Regions from separate parts of the Homo sapiens genome. Here region 1 is linked to region 2. The links are chromatin loops, found by intact Hi-C in ENCODE. Cell type or tissue: PC-3. All regions are shown on one strand. Links, peaks and the distances in the headings refer to the core of each region. The heading gives the core; the rest is flanking DNA. Region 1 overlaps FBXL13 (F-box and leucine rich repeat protein 13). Region 2 holds the start of LOC105375434.

Region 1 (5,382 bases), core at 328-5,327, 150 kb before region 2:
GCCTCTCTCTCTCTACCCCTCATATCTTCCCAGGAGAAGAGGAGGAGTGTTTGGGAGAAAGAACTAGGCTTGCAATTCAGCTCCTGCTCCACCCTGCCTTGACCTGAATGCAAGATGCATGCATCCTGGTCTGCTCTCAGCAGCATAGGGAGGCCTGCAGTTGTTCAGCTGTGCAGTGACCGAGGGGCGAGTCTATCTGATTCAGGGATGAAAGAATGAAGTAGTATCCTTTGTCAGTGATCTTAAGTCATAGTCTCCTATCAGCTGTATCAGAAAATATGTCCACTTCCATCTCTCTATTTCTCAATTGGTTCCAAACTCAGATACGGAAGAGGGTGCCCTCTAAAACCTCAAGAACATCTGTGAGGAATATTTTCCTGTAAAAGAGGTTGGATCACATAACTCTAAAATTGCTGTATATGTAGAATTCAGTGACTCTTACTTTTCAGATACTTCTAGGACCTTCTAACTTAATGTCTCATTGACATTTCAAATTCACTGAATCCAAAATTAAGTTTCTCTTTCCCCAAAACCAGTTGACTCTCCCGACATTACTGCACATCATAAGTAGCACTGGCTTCACATTCATCAAGATTTAAAAGGTTAAAGTTTCCAAATAATAGGTAAATTGGAAATGTCCTTATCATGATTCCAAAGCAATGCCGACACCAGAGAGTGGTGGGTGAAAGCCTAGCTGTGACTGCCATGACCTAGTAAGAATGTAGGGCAAAGAGAGAGAGCCAAAGCCAACATCTGGAGGTACAGTCAGACCAGAGCCAACATCTGGGTGTGAGGAGAGAGCAAGAAACCTATCCTGAGGATAGAGAAATAATTCCCAGAGAAAAGAAACAGGAAATGTCATGCCACAGAAGCCCAGAATCAAGTGCTACTGAAAAAGCAAGACAAGAAGGGATCATAGGCAATCAGATTTGATGATTAAGAAATTCCTGGGACCTTGATGAGACCAAGTTTGTAATAGTGGAGCTGAAAAGAAAACATCATTTTTCATTCGATCATTCAACCAATATTTATTGGGCATCTACAGATTGTGAATTCAAAGCAGGTAAGACACTGTCCCTGTCCTCAAGGCACATATAGTCCAAGAAGAAAACACAAAATAGGCCATTATAAGAGAGTAAAAAGTATCTCAAGAGGGACTCTGGGAACAGAGAGGAAGGGTAACTAACCAAGACTGAGAGAGAGGACAGAGGATCAAAGGTAGCCTTTCTGGAAGAGATGACATCTGAGCTGAGCCTAAGCAGGACTGAGTAGGGCAAGGAAGAAGAGGAGAGAGCCTACAAAGAGAGCACGTGATGGGTGAAGGCATATGGCCAGAGAGGGTGCCTTGAACTTGGGTAACATGGAGTAACTCCACATGGCTACAGCCAAGGGCTCGTCTGGAGCAATGATGGAGAATGCAGCTGAGAGGTAGTGGAGGCTAGAACTGGAAATCCTCATGCAGCATGTTAAAGCCAACAGAGTTCAGGAGAGATTTTAACCAGGAAGTGACATGAATAAATGTGATCTGAGAAAGACAACTCTGGTGGACAAATGAAAAATAAGTCAGGTGGTCAAAGTCAACAGTCAAGAGTAGATGCCAGAAGACAAATTCAGTAGCTTTGAATTTGATAGTAATGTCACTAATAGACAATGAGTGCCAGAGAGAATGGAGAGAAGAAAGAAAGTGAAATTACATGCTAAAAAGAAAAAAATATGCAGTAGGGGGTAAAAGAGAGAAGTCAAAGATATTTCCAAATTCTGGCCAAGTCAGCTGAGTAGATGATAGTGCCATTCATTGAGAAACAGGATACAAGAGACAGGGTTGGACAGGATATGGGGGAAAAGGAAGGTTGGAGGAAGAAAATGATGAGTTCTGTTTTGGTAATGATGAATTGGCTTGTGCCTTTGGAACACCCAGGTAGAGACTGTTTAAAGCAGTTTTTGAGTGTCACAGTGGGCAGGTGGGAGGTAGTGTCAAGAAGTCTGCCAACACATAACAGGAGAAAAATAGAATACTTAGCAGCATTGAGAAATGATTTATAGGAAAGGAGTGAGTCAAACACATTTTTAGACATGAAGGAATAAATCAATAGAAAGAAAGAAATTTAAGATCATAGGACCAGGGAAGGCATGGGAAAGAGCAAGTTGGCAGTTCTCTCCTGTTTAATGTTACCTTGTAGTGCAATAAAAGGAGGGCTGTCTTTGGAACATAAAACACGGACTCTTGAGTTAATTGATAAATTGCTTCAATGCAAATCACAAGCCACCTGAAACAGATGGTAAACTGCTAAAATAAATTAGGTTCCACCAACCATTCCAATGGAACATTGTATGATATGGAAAGAAAAATACTTAACAAGACAGGAAGCATGAGTCAGGAATAAGTGGTGCGCAGTGTGAGTCATGCCTGTAAGATCAATAAAGAAGCTGGCTCTGCTCCTGACTGCATTACTTCTGAGCCTCCTACCCCTCCAGTCACCCAGTCTCAATGCTGCCCTATCACCCTCCTCACTCATTCTTTCACTCCAGATACTATGGGTCCCAGAATTCTGTTAATGCTTTGGTTCTCACATGGGTCCTTTTTTTTAATTTCCCACTGATACTATCCTAATGCTCTTAGAGAAATCTGTCTACCTCCAGACTTCATCCAACCCCCTTGACCCACCCAAGGCAGGGGGAGGGTGAGGGAAGAACAGTGAAGGGAGAAAAAGAACAGCTTTATAAGTCTGCCATCATGTTACTGGCTTGCAGTGGTCCCTCACTGCCTACTGGTTAAAACCCATCTCCTAAGTGGATACTCAAGGCCTCAACAACGCAGACCCAACCCACCTTTCCAAACACATCTTGTTACTGTCAACTTAAATTCTCTATCATCTCCTTTTTACAAATGAGACAATTTAGAAACAGAAACATTAAGCAGCATGCCCAGCCACAGCTGTCACACAGCTAGTGACAGAAGCGGCCACCCAGACTCCAGGGCACATTCTCCCCATTTCCATGTGGCTGCCTCTTACTGGGGTATAGTTTTTTGTCTTTCATATGCTAGATCATTTTGCAAGGGTGGTCCTGCTAAAATTAATAGAACTGCTTCTGCAATTTAAAAGTCATGAAAACTTTAGATCAAAATCACTTGTAAACTTTTTCCCTTTTTGGGAGGGGGATGGGGTCTCACTCTGTCACCCAGGCTGGAGTACAGTGGCACAGTCACAGCTCACTGCAGCCTCAACCTCTCCAGACTTAAGCAATCCTCCCACCTCAGCCCATCGAGTAGCTGGGACTACAAGACATACGCCAGCACATCTGGCTAATTTTTGTATTTTTCATAGAGACACAGTTTTGCCATGTTGCTCAGGTTTCTCTGGAACTTCTGGACCCCAGCGATCCACCTGCCTGTGCCTCCAAAAGTGCTGGGATTACAGGCATGAGCCACCACGCCCAGCCTGTAAACACTTTAACAGAGACAGCGATTAAGACTAAAGTGATGAAAGTGAGGTCTATGGGTAGAGCAATGTTCCACCAAAAATCAACTGTTCCCAAAGTGACTTCTAGATGTTTTGTTTCATTTGCTTTTTCACCCACACCACAACTTGAGCCAATATCCACATACTTCCTTGATAGAGCAATGTGGTTGTGGAACCTTTCCTTATCTGAAGTTCACACAGTACACAGCTATGAAACCTGGAACCACTGTCTGCATTGGTGAAATGAGGTCAGACTGACCCCTGAGGTTATCAAAACATAGATCTGAAAAGTCACTGGGAATATTCTTTTGTTTTACAAGTAATTCTAAGTAATTTAATCAAACAGGCCTGAACCATCTGGCTCTTTTACAACATGGTACTAGTTTTAATAGCTATCCATGTTTCTTTTCTTCCCCAAGTGAGAAAATGAGTCATCAACACAGTAAAATCTGAAGGTGATTTTATAACCGTTTGCAAGTCCACATGACATATATCTTTTACAAACAAGAAGTCATAGTTGTTTAAAATGAAGACAACCCTAAAGCAACACTTACATTATTAAACTAATCAAGTAATTTTACATTTTAAGAAACTGCATTACTTAACTATTTTAGAGTTTCCAAATTCATCAGCATAAGGCTTTTCTCTGTGTTGCTTGCCAAACTACACAGAAGGAAAAAAAAAAACCAAACTTGTATTTTCACGGAAAACAGTCTTTGCCAACCCTCCCACTAGCTCTAAGTTTGGCCAACAGTTTGACTGATAGTGTATGAGCCCTACCATCTGCTAACTAAGCAGCATTTCCTAACGGGTAAATGATACTAAGAAAAATGGTTGCAAAACAGAACCTGACTTGTTTTCATGAGTTGATGTAACTGAACCTAAAATGCAAGACTACAGTTTGTTATGTGTATTCTAAGAAAGTTCAAATTGTATCCCAATCCAAATTGCTGGTTTCAATTATTCCTTCAAAACATTAAACAGCCTGTATATAAAAAACCTCAATTTATTTAAAAAACTAACACTTCTAACCATTTTAAATAAGGTTCAGACCAAATTCACATCACATTTTTGTTTTCACACCTTTCCTTCTCAAGTCCCTGAGTTAGTGAACCAGATTAAATGCCATTTAAAAAGTATGATTTAAAAAATTAACTTTGCAAATCTATTATACATTAATAAGCATAACAAACCCAACCATTCAAGATATTAGTCTTAGAATAATTAACTTATATGTTTATATGCTATTATATAAATCTACTCTTATTACTTGTGCATTTTTAATGAACATTCTGCACATTATTTGGGGAAATTTTGAGGATATCTATAAAAATAATACTGGCTTTTTTTTCTGTCATATCAAGATTTAGTAACTTTAAAAAAGTTACCCTTGTTTTTTTAAGGACAGGACAACTAAACAGATGTATAATATTCTTAATTATTGCTTTTTGTCTCATGAAATATTAATATATATTCTATTTCTTTAGAATTCTCCAAGAGGAAAAAAAAAAGATATAGAGGCTATAAGCTTAGCCAAGGACACAGAAAAACCAGGTCCTGCCCTCAGTTTTGTAGTTGTCTGACTTTGGGGATGTGAAAAAAGTTATCTGAAAAGGAATTTCGAGAAGAGAGACTTTATTCCAGTGAACAGTTTCCAAACGGGGAAGACAAACCCTTCAGTGGAAACAAAAGATACATTAAAGAAAAAAGGAGGGTTTCGCTTTTATAGTTAAAATTCCCACCCAGCTTTCCACTCAGGTCCTCTTATGCAAATACAGAATTCAAACTGGCTTAGTTCTGATTGGTTGACACTTGCAGAGTTCTGATTGGTCAATGCTGCTGGCTTCTGATTGGTCAGTGCAGGCTACACTCTATTGGTTGGTTCAGGCCACGTGGACAGAAACTGTTAGCTATGACAACC
Region 2 (5,382 bases), core at 145-5,144:
AAGATGGGGCAAAAGAATTGAAAACATCTTAAAATAAATGCTTCCCAACTTTGCCCCTCATCATCCTAAACCTCAGTTTCATAATTCCTAGCCCAGTCTCTGGCACACAGTACATAGTAAGCACTGAATAACTAAGCCACTGTTTCATTATGCTATAAACAGTAACAGTTTTAATGAGATAGTAGGATATACATGTATACCATTTTTGCATTTCTACACTAATGTGATAAGGAAGCTGAGGGAAATGGTATGAATAAACTGAAGCAGAATAAACTCTGGAATGTGTTTTTGTTCTATTTGAGTAAGAGAAGGCCTGATCTTGGAATTCACAGAACTCTTTTTTTTTTTTTTTTTTTTTTTGAAACAGAGTCTTGCTCAGTCGCCCAGGCTGGAGTGCAGTGGCGTGATCTCGGCTCACTGCAAGCTCCGCCTCCCGGGTTCACGTCATTCTCCTGCCTCAGCCTCCCAAGTGGCTGGGACTACAGGAGCCCGCCACCACGCCCGGCTAATTTTTTTGTATTTTTAGTAGAGACGGGGTTTCACCATGTTAGCCAGGACGGTCTCAATCTCCTGACCTCGTGATCTGCCCGCCTTGGCCTCCCAAAGTGCAGAACTCTTAATTCAAAACAGGATTCCTACCCGACCTCATAGTTCCTTGTGGCCTCACTAACCCTCCTGGAGTCACCAGAAGGCTCTCATTAGCTCAGAAGACTCATTGATAGTCTCCTGATTCTGAAAATAATAATCTACCTGACTTCCCTTTATCTCCCTTCACTGGCCCAAGGAGCAGAAGCTGAAAACTCATGATACTAATGGTGGCCACATGCAGACTCAGCACTTTTCCCAGAGCTTGAAGCTCCAGTTAAACAGATTCTTTTGCTCAAAGGAAAAATTTCCCACAATGGGAGCTGGCAAAATAGGCAAGCAAGGCCAGCTCTACATAAATCACGAGTAAATAAGTTTCCCCTAAAGCATTTCAGTATTCTTGCCTCTCTTACCCAAGTGACTCTACTATCATATTGTTCCCCCCATCTGCTTTTTCCATGGCCAAAACAGGTTTTCAAGAAAGATCTGATTTCCAGTGTGTGACAGATAAGGAACAAAGTGCAAATCCTCCCTAGATCATTTCCAGTCCACATGGGTACAAGCCCTGAAACCTCAAATGTACATCAGAATTACCTGTGGAGTTGTTTTTTTTTTTTTTTTTTTTTTTTTGCAAGCAGATAAAGGCTTATTTTACTTTAATGGCTGATCTATGTAATCACGGAGGCCAGTATGTACACACAAAGGGGCAGCTTTTATTTCTTGGTCTCTTCCTCCTTGGACAAAGTCTTGATGATCTCCTCCTTCTTGGCCTGGAGGTGCTCTTCATAGCTCTTGTGTGCTTCCTTGGTCTTAGATCTGCGGGCCTCAGCCTGATCAGCCAGGAGCTTCTTGCGGGCCTTGTCTGCCTTCAGCTTGTGGATGTGTTCCATGAGAATCTGCTTGTTTTTTAACACATTCCTCTTCACCTTCAGGTACAGGCTGTGATACATGCGGCGATCAATCTTCTTAGATTCACGGTATCTTCTGAGCAGCCGGTGCAGAATCCTCATTCTCCTCATCCACGTGACCTTCTCTGGCATTCGGGCATTGGCTGTACCCTTCCGCTTACCTATGCCCATATGCCTGCCCTTCCGGCAGGCCAAGGTGTTTTTCCGGCATCAAGCGGGGGAATGGACCATCACAGGCTTGCGGATGATCAGCCCATCTTTGATCAGCTTCCGGATCTGCTGACGGGAGTTGGCATTGGTGATTTCATTGGTCTCATTGGGGTCTAACCAGATATTCTTCTTGCCACAGCAGAGGACACTAGAGGCAAGCCTCTTCTGAAGCCTGAGCATACTCAAGGCTGCAGCCACAGCAGCGAAAGGAAAGAGCTCCCCTGTGGAGCTTTTTAAACTACACCAGAGGCTACTGAATCAAAATGTCAGGTGGGGCAGTTTCTCTAGATAATTTTTAAAAGTTCTGTGGGTGTTTCTGATATACAGGCAGGGTTGAGAACCACTGCTTTAAATCATTAGTCATTTGGCACAAAGTAAGACAAGCATTTAGGAAGGATCAAAGGGATTTTCTGGTATGCCAGAATTTATGCTAGCCTGGCAGCTGCCTACCGTAAAGCCAACTCTTACTTCCTGTTCAGCACTCCAAGTTAGAGAGGCAGCATCATCCTGAAACTGCTATACAGTGGGATGGGAAGACTAACCACATTGCTAGGTAGAAAGTTTAACAGGGGCCAGGCATGGTGACTCATGCCTGTAATCCCAGCATTTTGGGAGGCCGAGGCAGGTGGATCATTTGAGGTCAGGAGTTCGAGACCAGCCTGGCCAACATGGTGAAACCCCATCTCTACTAAAAATACAAAAAATAGCCAGGCATGGTGGCAGGCGGCTGTAATCCCAGCTACTTGGGAGGCTGAAGTGGGAGAATCACTTGAACCAGGGAGGCAGAGGTTGCAGTGAGCCAAGATCGTGCCACTGCACTGCAGCCTGGGTGACAGAAAAAAAGAAAGTTTGACAGGGCAAGGCTTGTACTCAATCCAACTGAGTCACAAATTTGACTCTGTGCCCCCAGGAAGCCAAGTCAAAAAAAGGGAAATATAATCAGTAATGATTCACATTGTCAATAACACAAAGCAGCCTGTACACAATGAGTGCACAATATTTATGGAATGAATAAATGAAAAAACCAGAGCTTAAACTCCTAATCACTCTTCATTAGGATACAGTTAATTGTTTTTTAAAAGATCTCCTGCTAGGAGTCAAATAATAGAAGCAAAAATGACCAGAAGACAGAGAGACAAAAGTCAACAGTGGAGATCCCCACCAACTCTGCTAACAAAAATTAAAACTGGCCAGGTACAGGGGCTCACACCTGTAATCCCAACACGTTGGGAGGCCAAGGCAGGCAGATCACTTGAGCCCAGGAGTTCAAGACCACCCTGGGCAACATAGTGAGACTCTGTCTCTACAAAAAAAAAAACAAAAAAACAAAAAAACAAACACACACACGCAAAAATTAGCCAGGTGTGGCGGGCTGAGATAGGAGGATTGCTTGAGCCCAGGAGGTCAAGGCTGTAGTGAGCCGTGATCATGCCACTGCACTCCAGCCTGGGTGACAGAGCAAGAGCTTGTCTAAGAATAAATAAATAAACATAAATAAATAAAAATAGAAAAGTCTTGGGGAATAATTGAGTAGTTAAATTCTATGTGGTAAAGCGGCAGCACAGTGGTAAAGACGAAAAGATGCCTGCCATAAAATCTAGTGTTCTTTAATCTGTCATGTATTTAGAAAAAAAAAAAATCTTCTCTTCCTTTTCTTCTCAGTAACAGAACCCGTTTTACTTAGGGTAACTATGCATCAGCTAAATGATGACATTTCTCAGCCTTCTAGCTAGGGATGGCCAGGTTGGTGACACTTTGAACAATGTGATACGAGCCTTTTATGGTGCTTCCAGAAGTCTCCTTAAGGGAAAGGGAGGCATTCTTCTCGATTTGTCCTGCATCTGGCTACCTGGAGCCATCTTGAGCCAGGAGGGTGCCACATCCAAGGAATGGCATCGAGGAGAGCCAGAAGGACTTCAGGGCCCACCATACCAAGCCTGAACTGTCCAACTTTGGACTTCTTTCATGTGTAGGAAAAACATATTTGAGCAATCTTTCAAATCACAACAAATTAATCCTAACTGATACGATTACCGTAACTGGGAGGTTCAGGTTTAGGGGAGCTATAAAAACACCAATGGTAACAAATGCCCAAAATACAGCTTTCCTAATCCATATGTGGGTGCCTTGATCAACACACTGCAGCCTTGAACTCCTGGCCTCAAGCAATCCTCCTGCCTTGACCTCCTAAAGTGCTGGGATTACAGACAGGAGCCACGGCACCTGGTCCATTTATCATTTACTAAGCATTTACTATGTACCAAGCACTTTAGATAATTATTATCCTCATGCTATAGGTGATGTAAAAGAGGCTCACAGAGTTTAATAGCTTCCATAAAGCAATAAAGTTGTTAACAGTTGGATCTAGGGATGAAACCCAAGTTGACCAGATGCCAAAGCCCATGCTCTTTCCACTAATCATGTTGAATCTACAAGGAAAATTCAATAAATTTATCTTGAGTAGATACCTAGGTTCTAAAGTTAGTAGCATTTTGCAAACAGTTATGGTCTCACTGACAAGGCTCACCTTTTCTTTTGTTTTGTTTTTTTGGCTTTCAACAAAATTTTCTCCCCTTTTGCAAAGTAAAAGGTACTTGGGAGATGCTCAATAAATACTAGTTCTCTTATAAATATAATTGCCCCTTTAATTTTACATGAAGAAGGTTTCAAATGCTATAACTTTCATTACTCAATTTTTCTAATTTACAGTTACATTGAAAAGAACCATCAACAAATAATTGGTTCTGTATTTTAGTCACATAAACAAAATACACATGGTACCTTGAAGACATTTCCTTTGCTTTCAAAAGGTGTCTCAGTTTATCCAGCATAAAACCACCTAACATGTTATCTTTCAAGCTGGGGAGAATGGCTAGTCAAGTCCCATAAAGAGAAACTGTCAGGTAGGAGGATCAACATATCTAGTTTGCCTGAGGATTTCCCAGTGTTAACATTTAAAGTCCTGCATCTTAGGCCAGGTGTGGTGGCTCACACCTGTAATCCCAGCACTTTCAGAGGCTGAATGAAGCAAGCAGATCATTTGAGGCCAGGAGTTCGAGACCAGCTTGGCCAACATGGCAAAACTCTGTCTCTACTAAAAATACAAAAATTAGCCAGGCATGGTAGTGCATGCCTGTAGTCCCAGCTACTCAGGAGGCTGAGGCACAAGAATTGCTTGAACCTGAAGGTGGAGGTTGCAGTAGGCTGAGATTGAGCCACTGCACTCCAGCCTGGGCAACACAGCAAGACTCTTGTCTCAAAAAAAAAAATTCCTGCATCTTGGGAACTCCCTTGGTTCTGGGAAAACCTGGAGGGTTGATCATTCTATGTCTCAGGTGACCATATAAATGCATAGTCATATCTTCAAAAAAATTTATAAATGTGTGCGCAGTTTAAACTAAATTGAAGATGAAGATTATAAAGTAAGATGTGAAGGTATTCGGGTGGCTAAGCAAAAGAAAAAAATTATAATGCTATACGTAATCAGGCTTAACTAAGACAATGTTGCTAAGAATACCAAAAAAGTTTATTAGATCAAATTCTTCATTCTGATGATATTCAATATGTGCATCATCAGTATTAGCGTTCACCCAGCTAAAAAAGAGGCTCCAAACAGCACATGTACATTTATATACAATCGGCATTTAGTCTACACATAAAAGTGAGACACTATATGAGG

What was found. Hi-C counts contacts between places; a loop is a spot of excess contacts. Peaks named below come from ENCODE experiments on the same cell type or tissue, not always from the same donor. Only the 100,000 strongest peaks of a DNase experiment are listed, where the experiment ranks them.
Region 1: a loop joins it to region 2, with 2.6 times the contacts of the local background. A loop is called at or near these places in 1 of 110 quality-filtered maps.

What each region holds. Positions count from the first base shown.
Region 1 is chr7:102,989,466-102,994,847 of GRCh38, forward strand. All of the region lies in intron 7 of FBXL13 (F-box and leucine rich repeat protein 13), which reads right to left. Among named protein-coding and RNA genes, the nearest start is that of NFE4, 19 kb to the left of the region's middle. RefSeq lists enhancers at 2,051-3,250, 2,277-2,571. In PC-3, for the core only: no CTCF peak of the experiment used is centred there; a DNase peak (open chromatin) is centred at 2,396; H3K27ac peaks cover 3,420 bases.
Region 2 is chr7:103,140,051-103,145,432 of GRCh38, forward strand. All of the region lies in intron 1 of NAPEPLD (N-acyl phosphatidylethanolamine phospholipase D), which reads right to left. It overlaps LOC105375434, which reads left to right and starts at 1,716. Exons shown (of 3, transcript XM_047421168.1): 1 at 1,716-1,791. The coding sequence starts at 1,716. It also overlaps the pseudogene RPL19P12. In PC-3, for the core only: no CTCF peak of the experiment used is centred there; DNase peaks (open chromatin) are centred at 2,191 and 2,621; H3K4me3 peaks cover 881 bases; H3K27ac peaks cover 2,593 bases.